Linked DNA regions of Homo sapiens: regions 1 and 2 are each linked to region 3. Evidence: read pairs that join two places in POLR2A ChIA-PET (ENCODE). Cell type or tissue: OCI-LY7. All regions are shown on one strand. Each heading gives the region's core, and the rest is flanking DNA. Links, peaks and the distances in the headings are about the cores only. Region 1 overlaps RAPGEF6 (Rap guanine nucleotide exchange factor 6). Region 2 overlaps RAPGEF6 (Rap guanine nucleotide exchange factor 6). Region 3 holds the start of CDC42SE2 (CDC42 small effector 2).

Region 1 (6,070 bases), core at 543-5,542, 220 kb before region 3:
CTCACTGAACTTAATAGTAAACCTGGACAGAATCATGACCCACTTAGCTGAGAACTCTGAAAAGCAAATAGCAACAGGCAATTCGCAGAAGAATACCATAATTCAAAGTACCACTACCAGCAATGAATTCACTATTATTTTAATTCTAGTATGCCCTAGGTTGGACTCAAGGCAACCTAAAACCTGGATGTGAGTACTGTGGTACAGACAGAGATCCAGGAGAAGCCTGGCTTGAGGAATGAGAAAAGGGAACTCCTACTAATAGCAGTTGTCCTGTGGAGAAAAGTGACACTGCTTTTAGGCTTCATTGAATTCTAGTTTTCATGCAAGTGCTCACAGCCATCTAAAGTTCTCTCTCTCCTCGAAGAGTCCCTCTACCTGACCCACACCTCATGTTTAGATTTAGCAAATGCACCCAGAGAAGAAAACAGCTGGCAGTCTCAGTTTACTCTCTTCCTATCCTGGAATTTTAACTTATTCCTCTTGGCTTCCACAGCTTTCTAAAATCTTTAAAAATCCCACTTCTAGCCAAGCATGGTGGCTCATGCCTGTAATCCTAGCAATTTAGGAGGCTGAGGCGGGAGGATCACTTGAGGCTAGGAGTTCCAAGACCAGCCTGGGCAACATAGTGAGACCTGGTCTCTACAAAACACTAAAATTTAGCTGGGCATGGTAGCATGCACCTGTAGTCCCAGCTACTTGGGAGGCTGAAGCAGGAAGATCACTTGAACCCAGGAGTTCAAGACTATAATGAGCTGTGATTGTGTCCCTGCACTCCATCCTGGGCAACGAGCAAGACTCTGTCTCTAAACCCAAAAATCCCATTTTTCAGATAACTTGTCTTTTTAAGTTTTAATAAAAGTAGTAAGTGCATATATTTTGAAAACTAAAATACTAAAAATAGATATACAATGGAACCATACTGTGTACAATATTCTGTGCTTTTTCACATCAGTTCATACAGACCTACTTGTTATATAATTTTTATTATTACATAGAATTCTATTATTACCATAATCTGTTGAGTTAATGTCATATTGATAGATATTTTAGATTGTTTATAGTTTTTGCTATTAACAGAGATATAATAAAAATTCTTTGTACTTTTATGCTCATATAGATCCACCTATATGATACATTTCTCAAAGTGGAATTACTTTTGACAGACACTGCAGGGTTTTACTTTCTGAAAGTTTATCACGATCTATGCTTCATTCATCAGTGTATAAGAATGTCTTGGCCAGGCACAGTGGCTCACGCCTGTAATCCCAGCGCTTTGGGAGGCCCAGGCAGGCAGATCATGAGGTCAAGAGATTGAGACCATCCTAGCTAACTCTGTCTCTACTAAAAATACAAAAATTAGCTGGGTGTGGTGGCATGCACCTGTAGTCCCAGCTACTCGGGAGGCTGAGGCAGGAGAATCACTTGAACCTTGGGGGCGGAGGTTGCAGTGAGCCAAGATCGCACCACTGCACTCCAGCCTGGCAACAGAGCAAGACTCTGTCTCAAAAAAAAAAAAAAAAAAAAAAAGCCTCTGCAGTGGGTATAATCAGTCTTTTAAATTTTGATATACATTATTTAATAACAAGTAAGGTTGAGCACCTTTTTTGTGTGTTTTGGCATTTCTTTTCTATAAAGTCTTTTTTTTTTTTTTTTTGAGATGGAGTCTCGCTCTGTTGCCCAGGCTGGAGTGCAGTAGCACGATCTCCACTCGCTGCAAGCTCCGCCTCCTGGGTTCATGCCATTCTCCTGCCTCAGCTTCCCGAGTAGCTGGGACTACAGGTGCCTGCCACCATGCTAATTTTTTGTATTCTTTAGTAGAGACGGGGTTTCACTGTGTTAGCCAGGATGGTCTCAATCTCCTGACCTCATGATCCACCTGCCTCGGCCTCCCAGAGTGCTGGGATTACAGGTGTGAGCCACCACGCCCGGCCTCTGTAAAGTCTTGACTTCATCTGCCCCTTTTTATATTGTTACTCATCTTTTATTGACTTGTTTGACCACTTTATAAATTAAAATAGTATCTTTCAACTCTTTTTAAAGAGTTGAAAAGTTGAAAGTATTTTCCCTAAGTGGTTTGTGTTTTGACTTTTGTTTCGTGTGTTTGTGAACGCATATATACATATGTGGGAAGAGACATTTTTAATTTTTATGTAGTCAGTTTTATTAAGCTTTTATAGATTCTTTGGCACTTTTACTTTTGATTCATGTACAATGTCTGATATTGCTGTTTAATAGCATTGTAGTTATGTGTACTCACTATCCTTTCATTTTTGTCCCTATTTTTTTTAATTTAACGCAATCATTTCTCTTCTTTAAAACAAGCTACAAGCTCCACAAATTTTTGCTTATAATTACATACTCATGTCCAGTGGAGAAATTTAACATTTTTTTTTTTTTTTTTGAGACAGAGTCTTACTCTGTTGCCCAGGTTGGAGTGCAGTGGCTCGATCTCGGCTCACTGCAACCTCCGCCTCCCAGGTTCAAGCGATTCTACTGTCTCAGCCTCTGGAGTAACTGGGATTACAGGCATGCGCCACCGTGCCCCGCTCATTTTTGTATTTTCAGTAGAGATGGAGTTTCACCATTTTGGCCAAGCTGGTCCCGAACTCCTGACCTCAGGTGATCCACCCTCCTCAGCCTCCCAAAGTGCTAGGATTACAGGCATGAGCCACCACACCCAGCCAAATTTAACAATTTTAAAAAATAATTCAGTTACCTTATATACACACTACTAAGGAAATCGCCCCTTCAAAGTTTTCCTTTTGCTCTAACAGAAAATTTCAATACTTTAGCATAGCATTAACTGGCCTCATCTCTAGCTTGTTCTCTAGTCATTTTAATTTTCTTGAACTTTCCTTCTACCACAGGGACTTTGAACTTGAGATTTTCTCTACCTAAGATTACTCATCCTTTGCCTAGTTAAAATCTTCTCATCTTTCTGATTTCTTTTTACAAGATGACTTGCTTAAGGAAGATTGCCCTTTCCTACTGTTTTAAGTAGTTCCTCTGGTTATGTTTTATGCGTCTTAGACTGACTGTAAGTTCCACAACAGTAGTAATATACAAACATCAAGTGAAGTGCCTGACCTATATTTACAGGTTGACATTTTTTGAATGAATGTCTGAATTTTAGATTTAAAAAGTATTGGCCAGTCGTGGTGGCTCACCCCTGTAATCCCATCACTTTGGGAGGGCGAGGCAGAAGGATCATTTGAGCCCAGGAGTTCAAGACTAGCCTAGGAAACATAGTGAGACCACATCTCTACAAAAATAGAAAAAATGAGCTGGGTGCAGTAGCACATGCCTGTCATCCCAGCTACCCAGGAGGCAGAAGTGGGAGGATCAGATGAGCCCATAAAGTCAAGGCTGCAGTGAGCTATGGTCTCCAGCCTGGATGACAGAGTGAGACCTGACCCTGTTTCCAAAAAATGCATATATAAATGTACATATATACATGTATACACACACACACATACACACACGTGTGTGTATATATTACCATATGGCTTAAAATCAAGTGAAATTTGTTAAATATTTTATTTTAATCATGCAGACTTTATGGAAGGTAACTTCTAAAAAGTCTCCATCATTTTGATAGCAGAAAAATGTGCTTTTCATAAACTTGCGCTGTGCTTTGGTAATGTGGTATCATCCTTCTGTTGAAACCCTCAAATCAGTCCAGATTTACAAGTGAATACCAAGTTGTAAGTATTTTAATCCATTCTTAAGGCTTTATCCATTTCTATCTTACTTGTAAGTTCTTTGATTTTGTGGGAAACTCTTACTTTCCTTTTCTGTCGTTTTCCAAAAAAATTCTCTGTGATTGGATTTTTCAGTGGGCATATTTACACAATTTACAACTTAAAAAATAAAAAAAGGTGCAGCATATACTGCTCAAAGCTGTATGTAATGATAAGCTGAGTGTTTGCTTCCACAGCTCATGCAGCTGAAGCCATTTAAGTCTATTCTAAGAATATGCAACCACTGTTTCTCTGTAATTCAGACTTCTTCAGGCACCATGACTCATCATTTCTAGATATTTAACCTTATACAGATTTATCTTTGCTTTATCCCAAGGAGATGTAGCCATCCTCACAAGGCAAAAATTTGGTGTAGGCAAATAGATTGCTAAACAGGTAATTTCCCAAATGTACCTGCACCCTCATTAAGGATGAAATAATTCACCAGACTTAGTTAGACTTGATAGAAAGATATCTGAGGCCGGGCACGGTGGCTTAACGCCTGTAATCCCAGCACTTTGGAAGGCTGAGACGGGCAGATCTCTTGAGCCTAGAAGTTCGAGGTCATTCCTGGGCAACATGTCGAAACCCCATCTCTACAAAAAAATACAAAAATTAACCCAGCATGGTGGCACACTCCTGTAATCCCAACTGCTCCAAGAGGCTGAGGTGGGAGGATCACCTGAGCTTAGGGAGGTCCAGGCTGCAGTGAGCCCTGATCACACCACTGAACTCCAGCCTGGGCAACAGAGTGAGACCCTTTCTCAAAAAAAGGAAAAAAAAAGGGCCAGGCATGGTGGCTCACGCCTGTAATCCCAGCACTTTGGGAGGCCGAGGCAGGTGGATCACCTGAAGTTGGGACTTCGAGACCAGCCTGACCAACATGGAGAAACCCCATCTCTACTAAAAATACAAAATTAGCCTGGTGTGGTGATGCATGTCTGTAATCCCAGCTACTTGGGAGGCAGGATAACCTCTTGAACCCAGGAGGTGAAGGTTGTGGTGAGCCAAGATTGCGCCATTGCACTCCAGCCTGGACAACAAGAGCGAAACTCTGTCTCAAAATTAAAAAAAAAAAAAAGCAGTATCTAAGATATGATTGGTTGTTACTTGTTTTTACTTCAGACCACTGAAGTGGATATTTTTTTAGCAGCTTTACTGAATGACATAGCCTCATAAATGTGACCGTGAGGAATCGATATATATTACCAAATTAAAATTACCAAAATTAGGCCGGGCATGGTGGCTCATGCCTGTAATCCCAGCACTTTGGGAGGCCGAGGTGGGCGAATCACCTGAGGTCAGGAGTTCGAGACCAGTCTGGCCAACATGGGGAAACCGTATTTCTACTGAAGATACAAAAATTAGCCGGGTGTGGTGATACATGCCTGTAATCCTAGCTACTCTGGAAGCCGAGGCAAGAGAATCGCTTGAACCCGGGAGATGGAGGTTGCAGTGAGCTGAGATTGTGCCACTGCACTCCAGCCTGGGCGACAGAGTGAGACTCTGTCTCAAAATCAGTCAATCAATCAATAACCAAAATTACTGCTTTTGGTAAAAGTAAAAATAAAGTCCAGCAAAGCTTTTCTCATCTAAATTTTACAATCTGAACCTGACTACAGTAGTGAGGTCTCATCTCAAGTGACATATGTAGTTATCCCTCGGTATATGCATAGGGTTGGTTACAGGACCTCCACCCCATGTACACCCAAATTTGTGCATATTCAAGACCCACAGTTGGTTCTTCAGAGCCATACGCAGGTTTTTGCATCCCAAGAATACTGTATTTTCAATCCACGTTTGGTTGAAAAAAATTCAAGTATAAATGGACCCACATAGTTCAAACTGGTGTTGTTCAAGGGTCAGCTGTATTATAAGAAATAACATAAAATAGAACCTAAGTATCTGTTTCTATAAAATTAGTTGATTAGCAGTTATGTTACTTATTACCTAAATAGGAACCTCTGTTTTTTTTCAAACTTGCCTGCAGCCTGCCCACTTCCTTTCCCTTTCCCCCCACTGACTTTCCTTTTATTAGTGTTGGGCAACATCAGAAGTATAATCAGGTATAAAAACTAAAGAAAGAAGAAGATATAGCTGCTAAAGGACGGGTAAATACTTGACAGTGTTTAGTTGAATGAGACTGAGAAAGTTCAAATAATGGAAAGTCACTGTGTTTATCCTTAAAATTTGTTGTTGGTATAAAAATTTTCTGAAGAGAAGAAATAAAATGACGCATTTGTTTTATTTCCACAGTGTTCAAAGAGTTACTTTTTAGGACTGAACAAGAGAAATCTGGTGTTCCTCATATTCCCAAAATTGCTGAA
Region 2 (6,070 bases), core at 643-5,642, 260 kb before region 3:
CATTGTGTAAGGAGGTTGAGGGAATTCCTGTATGAAGTTTTCTTCATGAAGTAGAAAACAGATGCTATTTGCTTATAAATCTGTCTCCACTGTCCAGTATTAGACTGAGCTCCTTGAAGGCAGGGCCCATATGTTTTCATTTTTATGTCATCAGCAGAGTTCCTGGCACAAAGTAGAATATAACAGAAAAATGCTAGAGTCAGACCTGGGTTTGATTCCCAACTCTACTGCTTACTTGAGTGTATGATCTGGGATAAGTTGCTTAATCGTACTTCCTCTGTTTCCTCATCAGTAAAATAGAGATAATAATAACACTTCCTTTTTAGGGTTTAGTGAGGGTGAAGATTGCTCAGTACATTGTCAGTACTATGAAGCCACTTGGGAGACTTCTGGCTTTGGTTCATTGTGTTACTTTTATGAATGACATTCTTCTCCTTGGTCTTCTTACCTCTGTAGGAATTTGCAATATATACTATCTCCTACCCCTGACACCCCAACCAAACACCACACATTTTGAAACTATTTTCAGTGTTTGCCTTTCCAACTACTTCATTCCCAGATGAGGTTTTTTTTTTTCATATCTAAATGATAGAAACTAAGTGGGAGGAAGGTCTTTGAACTGTATCATACCCTCATCAATATTCTGTATTGTAAGCAATTATGACTTTGTTAAATTTTTTGCTGCCTTTTCTGATATACATAGTAGAGCTATAAATGGCCTCTAAGCATGACTTTAACTTATCCCACAGGTTTTCATATATAGCATCTTAATTTTCTGTTTTAATATTTTCTAATTTCCAATGTGACTTCATGGATTTATGGGCTATTTCAATAGAGGATTGTTTACAATTTTCTAACATGATAGTTTTCTATTTATCTTTTTGTTATGTATTTCTACCTTATTTGCGTGTTATTGCTGAATATTCCCTGGTTTCAGTCTTTTGTAATTTGTTGAGACTTGCCTTAATTGTAAATTTTTACAAATGTTTTTATTTGTGCCCTAAAAGAAAATGCATTCTGGAGTTTTTGGTTCCATTATTCTATGTCTATACTCTTTAGGTCGTTTGTTAATTATGTTCGTATCTTTTATATCTTTACTTGTTCTGTTTTCGTGTATTTTGCTTATTCAGACTGCTACTGAAATCTGTATTAAAAATTTATGGCATAATTGTAGATGACATTTTTGCCTTATAAATTTTTTTAATTTTAATTTATTTGTAATTCACAAATAATAATTGCATGTATTTATGGGGTACAGTGTGATGTTTTGATACATGTTCACATTGTGAAACAAATCAAGGTAATTAATATATCCATCACCTTGGCCAGGCAAGGTGGCTTACGCCTGTAATCCCAGCACTTTGGGAGGCTGAGGCAGGCAGATTACATGAGGTCAAGAGCTGGAGACCAGCCTGGCCAATGTGGTGAAACCCCTTCTGTACTAAAAATACAGAAATTAGCTGGGCATGGTGGTATACATCTGTAATCCCAGCTATTCAGGAGGCTGAGGCAAAAGGAACACTCAAACCCAGGAGGCAGAGGTTGCAGTGAGCCGAGATTGCGCCGCTGCACTCCAGCGTAGGTGACAGAGCAAGTCTCTCTCTCTCTCTCTCTCTCTCTCTCTCTCTCAATCTCTCTCTCCCCCCTCCCTCTCCCTCTCTCTCCTCCTCTCCCTCTCCCTCTCCCATCTATAAGCTATATCAGCTTTCTTTTGGTTGTGTTTGCATGGTCTATATTTTTCCATTCTTTGATTATTTAATATTTTCCCCTCTGTTAGCTTTATAGTTATACACTTTTTTACTATGCTTTTCTTAAATCAGAAATTACAAAACACATTCTTCACCTATCAAGTCTGCTACTACAGCTTCATGGACAGTGCAAGGAACTGAGAGCACTCTAATAGCTTCATTTACCCTTCTCCAGACTTACATTCTGTAGTTGTATTTTAATTACTGTATTTTAAACTTCATGGGATATTAATGTTACTATTTTATATAGTAAGCATTCATGTAGATTTACCCACACATTTCCCATTTTCCTTGGTTTTTCTTCTTTCTTGTTCCTGAAAGCTTCCATCTGGAGTCATTTTTCTTCTCCCAGTGGATTTTATTCATTGTAGGACTGCTAAGGAATTATTTCCTTCAGTTTTCTTTATTTGAAAATTATTTTTTCCCTTTTTTGAGGACTGTTTTTGCTAGGTATAGAATTTTAGCTCTTGGAGATATCACTCAATTGTCTTCTGGCTTCCAGAATTTATGTTGAGAAGCCAGCTGTCAGTTTAATTGCTTCTGCCAAAGTAATCTAATCACTCTGGTTTTTTTTCCTGGCTACTTTAAAACTTTTCTCTTGATACTCCACCTCACCCCCTGCCACATGTACCCTGGTGTGCATAGGTATGGGGGGATTGTTTGTTTTGGGGTGGGTTTTTTGTTTGTTTGTTTGTTTTTTTATCTTGCTGGGAGTTTTTAAACCTCCTTGATCTGTGACTTTAGATCTTTTGTCACTTTTGGAAAATGCTTAGCTATCATCTTGCTTCTGTGTACTTGCTCTTCTCAGGCTCTGGTTTTTCAGATGTCACATTCTCTCACTGAATCTCCTGTGGCTCTTACCCCTTCTCTCCCACCTTCACCTTTTTTCCTCTCCATGCTTCATTCTGGATATTTTTCAGACTAGTCTTTACTTTTCAAATTCTCTTCTTAGCTCTGTCAAATCTTTAATTAAGCCCACTTGTTGGCTTTTTAATTTCCATAATTGTATATTTTAGTTCTAGATTTTTCATTTAATTATTTTTCTTTCTTTGCTGATATTGTTAGTCTTGTATTTTTCTCTATATATATGATAGATCACTAACTGGACCAATTCTGACCAGTGAGCTATATGACCTGTGAGCTAAGAATGATTTTTACATTTTTAAGGAGTTGTTAAAAAGATGTAAAAAAAAAAAAAAAAAAAAAAAAAAGCATACAACAGAAACTGTATGTGGCCTGTGAAACCTAAAATATATATTCTTTGGCTCTTAACGAAGATGTTTGCCAACCCCTGGTATATATTAAAGACAGTTATTTTAGAGACTGTGTCTGGTAACCCTATTATTTGAAACTTCTTTGTTAGTTTCTGGAGTTTATTCCATACTTTTTATCAGTGCCATCCTGTCTCGTCATATGTGCCTGGTTTTATTGGGCTGAGCAATGGATGTTGTATATGTGAAAAAAAATTTTTTTAATTGAGACCTAGGATGACTTTCTTCCTATAGTGAGGATTTGTGTTTGCTTCCAACAGTTGATTGGAAATGCTAGTAATCCTGTATAACCTTATTTTAGCATCAGGCATTGAGGTCATTCTAAAATTAGCATCAGTTTACTTTTGGGTGACATTTACTCTAGAGTCTAATTTACTCTCCAGGGTCCCAGTGCAAAGATGGCCCTTCCATCCTAGGCCTTGGAATTTAACTTTTGTCCCTTTAGCCAGTGGCTGTCACAGGTACTTCTTGGCCTTTTAGCCTTTTCTTTAGGAATCAGAAAATATTCTTAGGAGAAAAAGTAACGTCAGAGGCCAGATACTGTGTGTGTGTGTATGTATGTATGTACTTCAGGTTTTCTGTTTGTCTTAGTACTAGGATTCGTCTGAATTATCTAACATACCATTATCAGCAGGGGAAGTTCGTGATGTACTTTATGTGTAATTTTTATAATTACATTAACTCCTCTTGAGATAACATAATTCAGACTCAGTCATTCCCTCAGAATACATTTAATATACACTATGTGTGTGTTTCTTTAATGTTTTTCATTAGTAAAGCAATGAGGAACCCTATTTTAAAAATTAAATTGATTTTGATAGCCCTGAATAGCAAGTTGCAGAGAAATCATTTGGAAAATAAATTAGCATACTTCTTATGCAAAACTTTTACTACTCTGGAATGCAGTGGTTTGTTTATTGTCTTAATTTCTGTAGCTTGTATTTTGTGAGATGTCTCTTTTACGGCATGAAATATATTGTACAGCCTGCATACCTGGTAAGAATGCGACCATATTAAAGATGAGGTGGTGGAGTCATTTACTTTTTGTGTTTCTTGTATACCTGTGCCTAGTACAGACATTCATTAAATCATGTTGATTACTAAGAAATCTCTCAGGGGCCAACTAGAAGCTAATTCAATATTAAGTGTAAAGATGCTCACAGAATTTTTGGAATATTTAATGTAATCAACTTGTTACTGGTCTTAAGTCTTGCTGCCAGTAGCTGAACTTGATTCCAAGATATTGCTGTTTTATTCTTGTATCAGTCACCATTTTTTATTAGGAGGGAGGGAGGGAGAGTGAGTGTGTGTGTGAGAGAGAGAGAGAGTGTGTGTGTGTGTGTGTGTGTGTGTGTGTGTGTGTGTGTGTGTGTGTGTGTAGGGTAACATTCCTACCCTTAAATGGACAGGTCTGATATTTTTATTTGGGAGGATAGAAGGGCCAAGTTTTTCCTCTGAAATATCATTAGTAATGGCTTTTGAAAACTGTTCAGTGAGCTTACCATTGTAGGATTGTCTAATAGTTTCAGAGAGTACCATATGGTTCTTATTTCAAAAGATCTTTTTGCTGAAAGTAGAGAACTTGGGTTAAAAAAGAGATTGCACAGTAATGTACATAAAAATTTGTTGAACATGTCGAAACCGCTTAAAAAGGTAAAGCTTGACATTTAGAATAACTTAAATTATTTTTTTTTTCAGCTTCCAGCTGATCTTACCAAGATGCATCTCACAGAAAACCCTCATCCACAGGTGACTCATGTGTCTTCTAGTCAGTCTGGTTGTAGCATTGCCAGTGACTCTGGAAGCAGCAGTTTATCTGATATCTATCAGGTAATACCTTAGGAATTTGTATGCTGCGTATATGGTTTTTTTATTTGCCAGATATTCTGTGATTGTGCCTTAGATGGTTAACATATCTTTTAGAGTATGAAATTCAAGCGTAAGGTCTTTAGAAAAATAAGCTTTATATACTGTGTCAAATTTGTAAGCATGATTAAAGACGTGATCTGTCTTTTGAGAATGATTAAGTATGGTTCAGCAGAGTATGAATCTAGTGTTCTCTTTCATTTATCCAGGTGAATCCATATTAATATCTAATGCTTGTTTTGGTTAAAAAATTAGTTCTTGGAATAACTGAACTTAAACTTATAAAAAGGCTGATTTTTGTTATAATTGACTGTATATGTCTTCTGTAGTTAGAAGTCATGAAGAAAATTAGAGCTGCTTTTCTACCATAAAGCCTCTGTTGTAGTCTAGCGTGAATTAAATAGCAAATTAGTGAGAATATTGATGGACTTTTCCATTTTCTAAAACCCAAGAGGAACAATTTCAAACCTACTGAGCTTTTCAGTGATCATTGTAATATTGGGGAGAAGGTTCTAGGAAGACCCATAAACTGAGAGAATCCTCACATGATCCTGCTGAGATTGAACCCAAGTTAGGTTCAAGCCAGGGTAATAAGTATTTCAGGATCCAGATAGTGGAACTTCTATGATGTCTTCTTTAATGCAAGTTGTAAGGAGCAGTTCCCTGGGTGTGGAGCCCAGTGGTTGATTTTGTCAGAGATCATGAGTATAGAACATAAAACAGTTTAAATAAAATAACAAGAGGATGCATGATATTGAGGGTTGGTTTGTTAAGGAATTCAAATATATTACCTATTTCAGAACTGTCAAATAGAAATTTAATGTGAGCCACGTATTTAATTTTAAATTTTCTAGTAGCCACATTAAAAAATATAAAAGGAAACAGGTAAAATTCATTTTAGTAATATATTTTATTTAGTGCAGTATAACCAAATACTATAATTACAACATGTATTTAATGTTTTAACATTATGCATGAGTTACCTTACATTACTTTTGCATATTAAGTCATCAAAAAACAGAGTTTAATTTAAAGTTACAGCACATCTCAATTTGGACTAGCCATGTTTTAAGTGCCTAATAACCACATACGGCTAGTGGCTACCATATACTAAGAATTGTAGAAATAGTATCATTGTCTGAGGAAAGCATTTTAGACTGGTTCTACAAAGTTACCCAGATTGAG
Region 3 (6,070 bases), core at 472-5,471:
ACTTTGGGAGGCCGAGGCGGGCAGATCACTTGAGACCAGGAGTTCGAGACCAGCCTGGCCAACACAGAGAAACCCCGTCTCTTTTTGAAAATACAAAAAATAGGGCATAGTGGCGCATGTCTGTAATCCCAGCTACATGGGAGGCTGAGGCATGAGAATAGCTCGAGCCCCAAAGGCGGAGGTTGCAGTAAGCCGAGATCACACCGCTGCACTCTAGCCTGGGTGACAGAGCGAGACTTCGTCTCGAAAAAAAAAAAAAAAAGAAAAAAAAAAGCTAATAGCCGGTAAGTCCAAAATCTGAAACTTCTATTTGAATGTAAACATTATCTTTAACAATGTATTAAGTATTATAAGCATTAACAGTCAAAACAGCCCACTTAAATACAAAAAAGCTAACTATAAAAAAATTAATATCTACATTATTTCATAATAATCAAGACAGACTTTGGATCACATTAGTCTGGATTCCTGAAATAAATAAAATATTACTGCTTTTTAAACATATATAAATAGATTAAAATAGGCAACGCAACCTTATGTTCAGAATAAATGCAAAACTACAAATCTCATCCTTTTAAATTAGTAGTTTTATCACAGTTGCAATACTAAAAGATAAGTCCACATATGGAACCACAAATTATTACTAATAATCCTTCCCTTTTTAGCACTATCAAGTTTATATGCATTTATTTGTAAGTGGTGAACACAAGGACAAAATAAAATTCCTGAAATGAAGCTTTATTTTAAAACATTTCTTATAGAAAAGGAATCTACTGTTTATCTCTGGGGATTTTTAAAAACAGAAAATGTTATTACAAAGATTATTTACAGAAAACAGGACCAGAAGTACATTACCCTTCAATACACTGTACCAAAGTCTCCTAATAGGGACCAGGGAGATAATAAAAACACTAGCTTATTAAATGTCTTCCTCCCTTCATTTTAAAATGTAGACAGATTCTATTAAACTGACAATATAAAAGCTTAACCCAATAATTTTAGCTGTACAAAGTTACTTATTAACCTTTAAAGGCTGTTATGAATTTACACTTCCTGCAGTTCACCTGCCATCTTTCCCAACTGAAATAGCCACTAGGGGTTTAAGACAGTCACCACTTGCGACATCAATAATAAGGAAATAACTTTGCATTCAAGTTTAAGAAAAGGATAATTGCGGATTTTGCCTGTGCCCATAAACAGGTGCTTAATGAATATCTGTTGAGTAAATGGTGACATTTTATTATATTAGTGCAACATTAGCTTTTCCCCCCCTAAATTTAGAGTTCTCCCTTGCTCAAAAAGCAGCAAGACCATACCACAGTCCCTTCTCAAAAACACATAAACTCCTTTATTCATAATGAAACAGAAAGCTGGGTTTCAAAATACAATCCCACTCCCTCTTTATCTTCTCCATTATTTTTAAAGATTAGAAATAAGGCCTGTTTTTAAGAAACAGAAAATGTATACCAACTTCTCTCAAACCAAAAGAGAAAATCCAAATTTGATATATATTTTCTATGTTCATAATATTGAGAGTAAGAACGGACTGTTCATCAACAGTATGTTATGTGGGACAAAAACTAAAAAACGTATATCAAAAATACATACTGTTTGCCGACATTCTTTCCTTAATCATAATCAAGGAGTATGTGCCTAAATTTTACTAGATGTGAGATAAGCTTTGTCTGATATTTCAAGATTCATTCATTCAACAAATACTTTACTGAGCACGTACTATAAGCCAGGCCCTTCAACGAAACATTTAGATTTTGTAAACTGCACATCACCCCCCAAAATTCCCCTAAAAAAGCTTATCATTTAAAATAATTGCAAGCTAAAGAGGAATCCCCAATGTTGTTTCTTACACATAGTGAAGTCAGCGGATCGGGGCGCTTTTTCAGCTGTTAATGCGGCATCAAGGAGCCGCTACCTACCACACCCGTTGCCTAAAATCGCAACTTAAAGCTGCAAGCACTGGGTAAAACAACCTGTAAGAGTAGCTCAGCTCCCGCGACGAGGTAGCCAAGGGCTTTCAAGCCCGGGGCCCGGGGCGAACCGCGGCAGGACCCGCGGACTGAACGCGTCGGGCGCCTCAGGCGAAGAGTCGGAGCTCCGGAGCCAGGTGTCTTTGCTCCCCGAAACCCTCACCTAGAGACCCCGGGCCCTCCCCGCCCGCCCCTCGCACCACCCTCCCGACTTCCAGACGTGAAAAGTTGGGGGGAGGGGGGGGGTCTGCCTTTCCATTTTACATCAGGCGGTCAGTTGGCTGCCTCAGCTGTCCGCCTGCCGTGAATTCTGAACTGAGCGTGTAACCATTCCTCAGAGGAAACAGAAGAAAAACCAAAGGCAGGGTCCTAGGGCATGAGGACCTCGCCCAAACCTGAAATGGAAGACGCAGGCTCAGCCCACAGCCCGCAGCGCGCGGCTGGCAAGGCCGGGCCGCGCTCACCCCAGAGCCCTCAGGGACGAGGGTTCGGGGCTTCGGGACCCCGCCCAAGGGACCGAGAGGGCGAGGCGTGGCGGCCGACGCGCGACTGGGGCTGGCATTGCACTCACCGTCGCCTTTGTCTCAGCCGCCCGCTCCGGCCGCAGCCCCTCTCAGCGCCGGCTCCGCGGCTCCTGCCGCCCCAACGCCTGCAGCTGCGCTCCCCAGCGCGCTCGCAGCTTCCTGGCTCCCCCTCCCCGCCCAGGCTCGCGCGCGGGTTGGGCGGAGCGAGAGGCGGCGCGCGCCCCTAGAGCGGCCGGAGGGGCGGGCGCCGTTGCGCAGCTGCAGCGACCGCAGTGCTGGCCCCGCCCCCCGCCAGGCCCCGCCCCCGCCGTACCTCCGGCATGGGCGAATCGGCCGGCAGGCGATGGGACCCCCGGGATTCGAGCCGCGCGGGTTAGGAATTGGCCTCTGTAGCTAACGGACGCCTGAGATCCGGGACTGCAGCACTCGCGGGAAAGGACGCTCCGAAAGATGGCGACCAAACCTGGGCGGGAGCGTGGGGGAGCCCCTTCCCACCCCGGCCCGGGCCGCGGACATCCGTGCGGAGGAGCGACGTCTGCGCACGTTGTGGGGCGGTGGACGCGCACAGGCGAGGGTGGGTGGGTGGGTGCTGAGCGGTTGTGGGATGAGGGGTCTCTCAGTAGCGGTTGAGAGCCCATCCTCTGACCACTGCTTTTTCATGTAAAAGTCAGAATCGTTCAATCAGTCATTAACTGGTTTAAGGCTGGCTAAACCACCTGGTTTGAAATGCGTGAAAATTACACATGTACTAGACTTCTGTGATTCCTTTGGGTGTGTATTTTACATATCTCAGAAATCAGAAACATGAGTGCCCTATCTAGCAGCCAGCAGTCCACCAAAATGCCTACAAAACTTTATCGTAAGTTCAAAAGGATAGCGTAATGCCACTGAAGTAAGCTCTCGAACCTGTAAGTAATGTATGGTCTTCCCCATTCTAGGTTGATGGCGAGGATTTCTAGTTACTCAGGCCAAAAACTTTATATCATCCATAACTCCTCTCATACTCTCATTTTCACTTTCAATCTGTCAAGAAAGCTTGTTGGTTGTACCTTCAAAATAGAACAGAGTGGGCAACATAGCGAGACCCTGTCTCTACAAAAAAAAAAAAAAAAAATTACCCTGGTGTGTTGGCGTGTACCTATAGTTCCAGGTACTCTGGAGGCTGAGGCCAGGAGTTACGTTACAGTGAGCCATCATCAGGCCACTGCACTCCAGCTTGGGCTGGACAGAGTGACACGTGTTCCAAAAAAAAAAAAAATTCTCCATCTTTCCTACCTTACTATTTTTCCTTTCATCCCATGACACTTCCCACCTTGTAACAATCTTTATAATTCAGAGTCAGCCCTCCGCATCCATGGCTTCTGCGTTTCTGGATTCAACCAACCACAGATGGAAAATATTTGGGAAAAAAAACACAACAATTTAAAAATACAAATAAAAACCAATACAATATAACAGCTATTTACATAGCACTTACATTGTATTATAAGTAATCTATAGATAATTTATACAGGAGGATATATGTGGGTTATGTGCAAATACTATATCATTTTATATTAGAGACCTGAGAGGATTTTGGTACTGGTCGTGGTCCTAGAGCCAATCCCCCTCGGATACTGAGGTATGCCTGTATTTATCTGATATGTTTAGCTTTTAGTGTCTGCCTTCCCTAGTAGAAGCTGGGATTTTTGTCTGTTTTGTTCAACTGATGTATCCCAAGTCCCTAGAATAAATGAAAAATTTAAAAATTCCCTGAGATTAAAAAAAACTAAAGCAACAAAAAATGACCAATTTTTTTTATTTTAAATTTTCTCTTGGTTTCTGTTTCAGTTAACCATAAGATCTTTATCTACATCATACCATAAGCATTTTGATTTTCCAGTTACTGTGAGTACAGTGATGACCATTTACTTGACTTTTAATGCAGTTTTTTGACCAATGATACGCTACAATCCTATTTCACTGAATGAGAATAACATGATAGAGTAGAGGAAGGTTACATAAAGACTATTAATTCTAAAAATTTCCTAGAACAAAAAAAAAAAACCAGAAAATTCCCGAACTTGATATATGTGCTTGTAAGCCTCCCTTTGAATTACAAATGTAGTAACCTTGTGTGAATGCCTTAAGTAGTAAATTTTCTATCATTTACCTATAAAGGGTAGTATTCATTATGTAAACATTTATTTTCAGATTTTTCATATTTTGTAACAAAACATTACGTGATTGAATACCATGATCTAATTTCAGTTGCTATAGCTATTCATGCACCCTTCTCATCAGTTAAAAAAAAAAAAAAAGTCAATTAAGGACACAATGCCATTCAGTTGAATGACACTTTTTTTTTTTTTTTTTGAGACAGGGTCTCACTTTGTCACCCAGGCTGGAGTGCAGTGGCCTAATCTGTGCTATCTCGGCTCTCTGCAACCTCTGTCTTCCGGGCTCAAGTGATCCTCCCACCTCAGCCTCCCAAGGAGCTAGGACTACAAACGCACACTACTACACCTAGCTAATTTTTGTGTTTTTGGTAGACAGGGTCTCACTATGTTGCCCAGGCTGGTCTGAAACTCCCAGGCTCACACAATCCGCCCTCCTCGCCTCACAAAGTGCTGGGATTACAGGTGTAAGCCACGGTGTCTGGTCTGGATGATACTTTTTGTAGAGTATGTGTGCATAATTATTTGCTCAATGTTATATTCATAGCAGTCTCTTTACACATTTAATTTATCCTTTATGATTTAAAACAATTTAAAGCTACAGATTACATGTTACAATTTGATTTTTTATAAAATTAAATAGACTTTTGTTTATAAAAAAATTGACAATGTGTTTCATCAATGTTAATCTGTAGTTTGTAATTACAATAATACCAAATAAAATTTTTCTAGAGTCATTATGATGTATCTGTGCACTGTCCTTAAAATTGTTACCAAGTAAAATCTTATTCCAAAAGAAGGACAAGGGTAAAAAATAGACACTCTTCATAATTTATTCACATAATATACAGTGAAAATACCGATAAAAGTAAATGCAACTATTATAGTCCAGAAGAAACTGTTTTGCATTCCTATTAGTCCATAACAAGTGGAAACATTACACCAAAAACAACAGGAAGGAACATGTTGTTCTAACCAACTGCTAAATAGCCTTGAGCTCATATAACAGCCACATTGGCCTGATTCTGCAATCTTTTACTTAAATAAATTTTCCTTAAAATTTTTAAAGCAAATGGATTTTCCCTAAAAGTATACTATTAATTTTTGTTTTTGTTTTGTTTTTGAGATGGAGTCTTGCTCTTGTTTTCCAGGCTGGAGTGCAATAGCACTATCTTGGCTCACTGCAACCTCTGCCTCCCAGGTTCAAATGATTCTCCTGCCTCAGCTTCCCAAGTAGGTGGGATTACAGGCACCTGCCACCACGCCCGGCTAATTTTTCTATTTTTAGTTGACACAGGGTTTTGCCATGTTGGCCAGGCTGGTCTCGAACTCCTGACCTCAGGGGATCCGCCTGCCTCGGCCTCCCAAAGTACTGAGATTACAGGTGTGAGCCACTGCACTCGGC

The links. ChIA-PET counts read pairs that join two places held together with the same protein. Peaks named below come from ENCODE experiments on the same cell type or tissue, not always from the same donor. Only the 100,000 strongest peaks of a DNase experiment are listed, where the experiment ranks them.
Region 1: POLR2A ChIA-PET joins it to region 3 with 12 read pairs; 3 of 35 experiments call an interaction of 5 or more read pairs at or near these places.
Region 2: POLR2A ChIA-PET joins it to region 3 with 10 read pairs; 9 of 35 experiments call an interaction of 5 or more read pairs at or near these places.

The regions. Positions count from the first base shown.
Region 1 is chr5:131,479,683-131,485,752 of GRCh38, reverse strand. It overlaps RAPGEF6 (Rap guanine nucleotide exchange factor 6), which reads left to right. Exons shown (of 28, transcript NM_016340.6): 16 at 6,000-6,070. Among named protein-coding and RNA genes, the nearest start is that of RAPGEF6, 150 kb to the left of the region's middle. In OCI-LY7, for the core only: no CTCF peak of the experiment used is centred there; no DNase peak of the experiment used is centred there.
Region 2 is chr5:131,520,169-131,526,238 of GRCh38, reverse strand. It overlaps RAPGEF6 (Rap guanine nucleotide exchange factor 6), which reads left to right. Exons shown (of 28, transcript NM_016340.6): 7 at 4,718-4,849. Among named protein-coding and RNA genes, the nearest start is that of RAPGEF6, 110 kb to the left of the region's middle. In OCI-LY7, for the core only: no CTCF peak of the experiment used is centred there; no DNase peak of the experiment used is centred there.
Region 3 is chr5:131,260,653-131,266,722 of GRCh38, reverse strand. It overlaps CDC42SE2 (CDC42 small effector 2), which reads right to left and starts at 2,670. Exons shown (of 5, transcript NM_001375635.1): 1 at 2,557-2,670. RefSeq lists enhancers at 1,391-2,208, 3,337-3,386 and silencers at 2,407-3,056, 3,087-3,136, 3,147-3,216. In OCI-LY7, for the core only: CTCF peaks have their summits at 911 and 1,114; DNase peaks (open chromatin) are centred at 1,092, 1,982, 2,672 and 3,342; H3K4me3 peaks cover 4,093 bases; H3K27ac peaks cover 3,863 bases.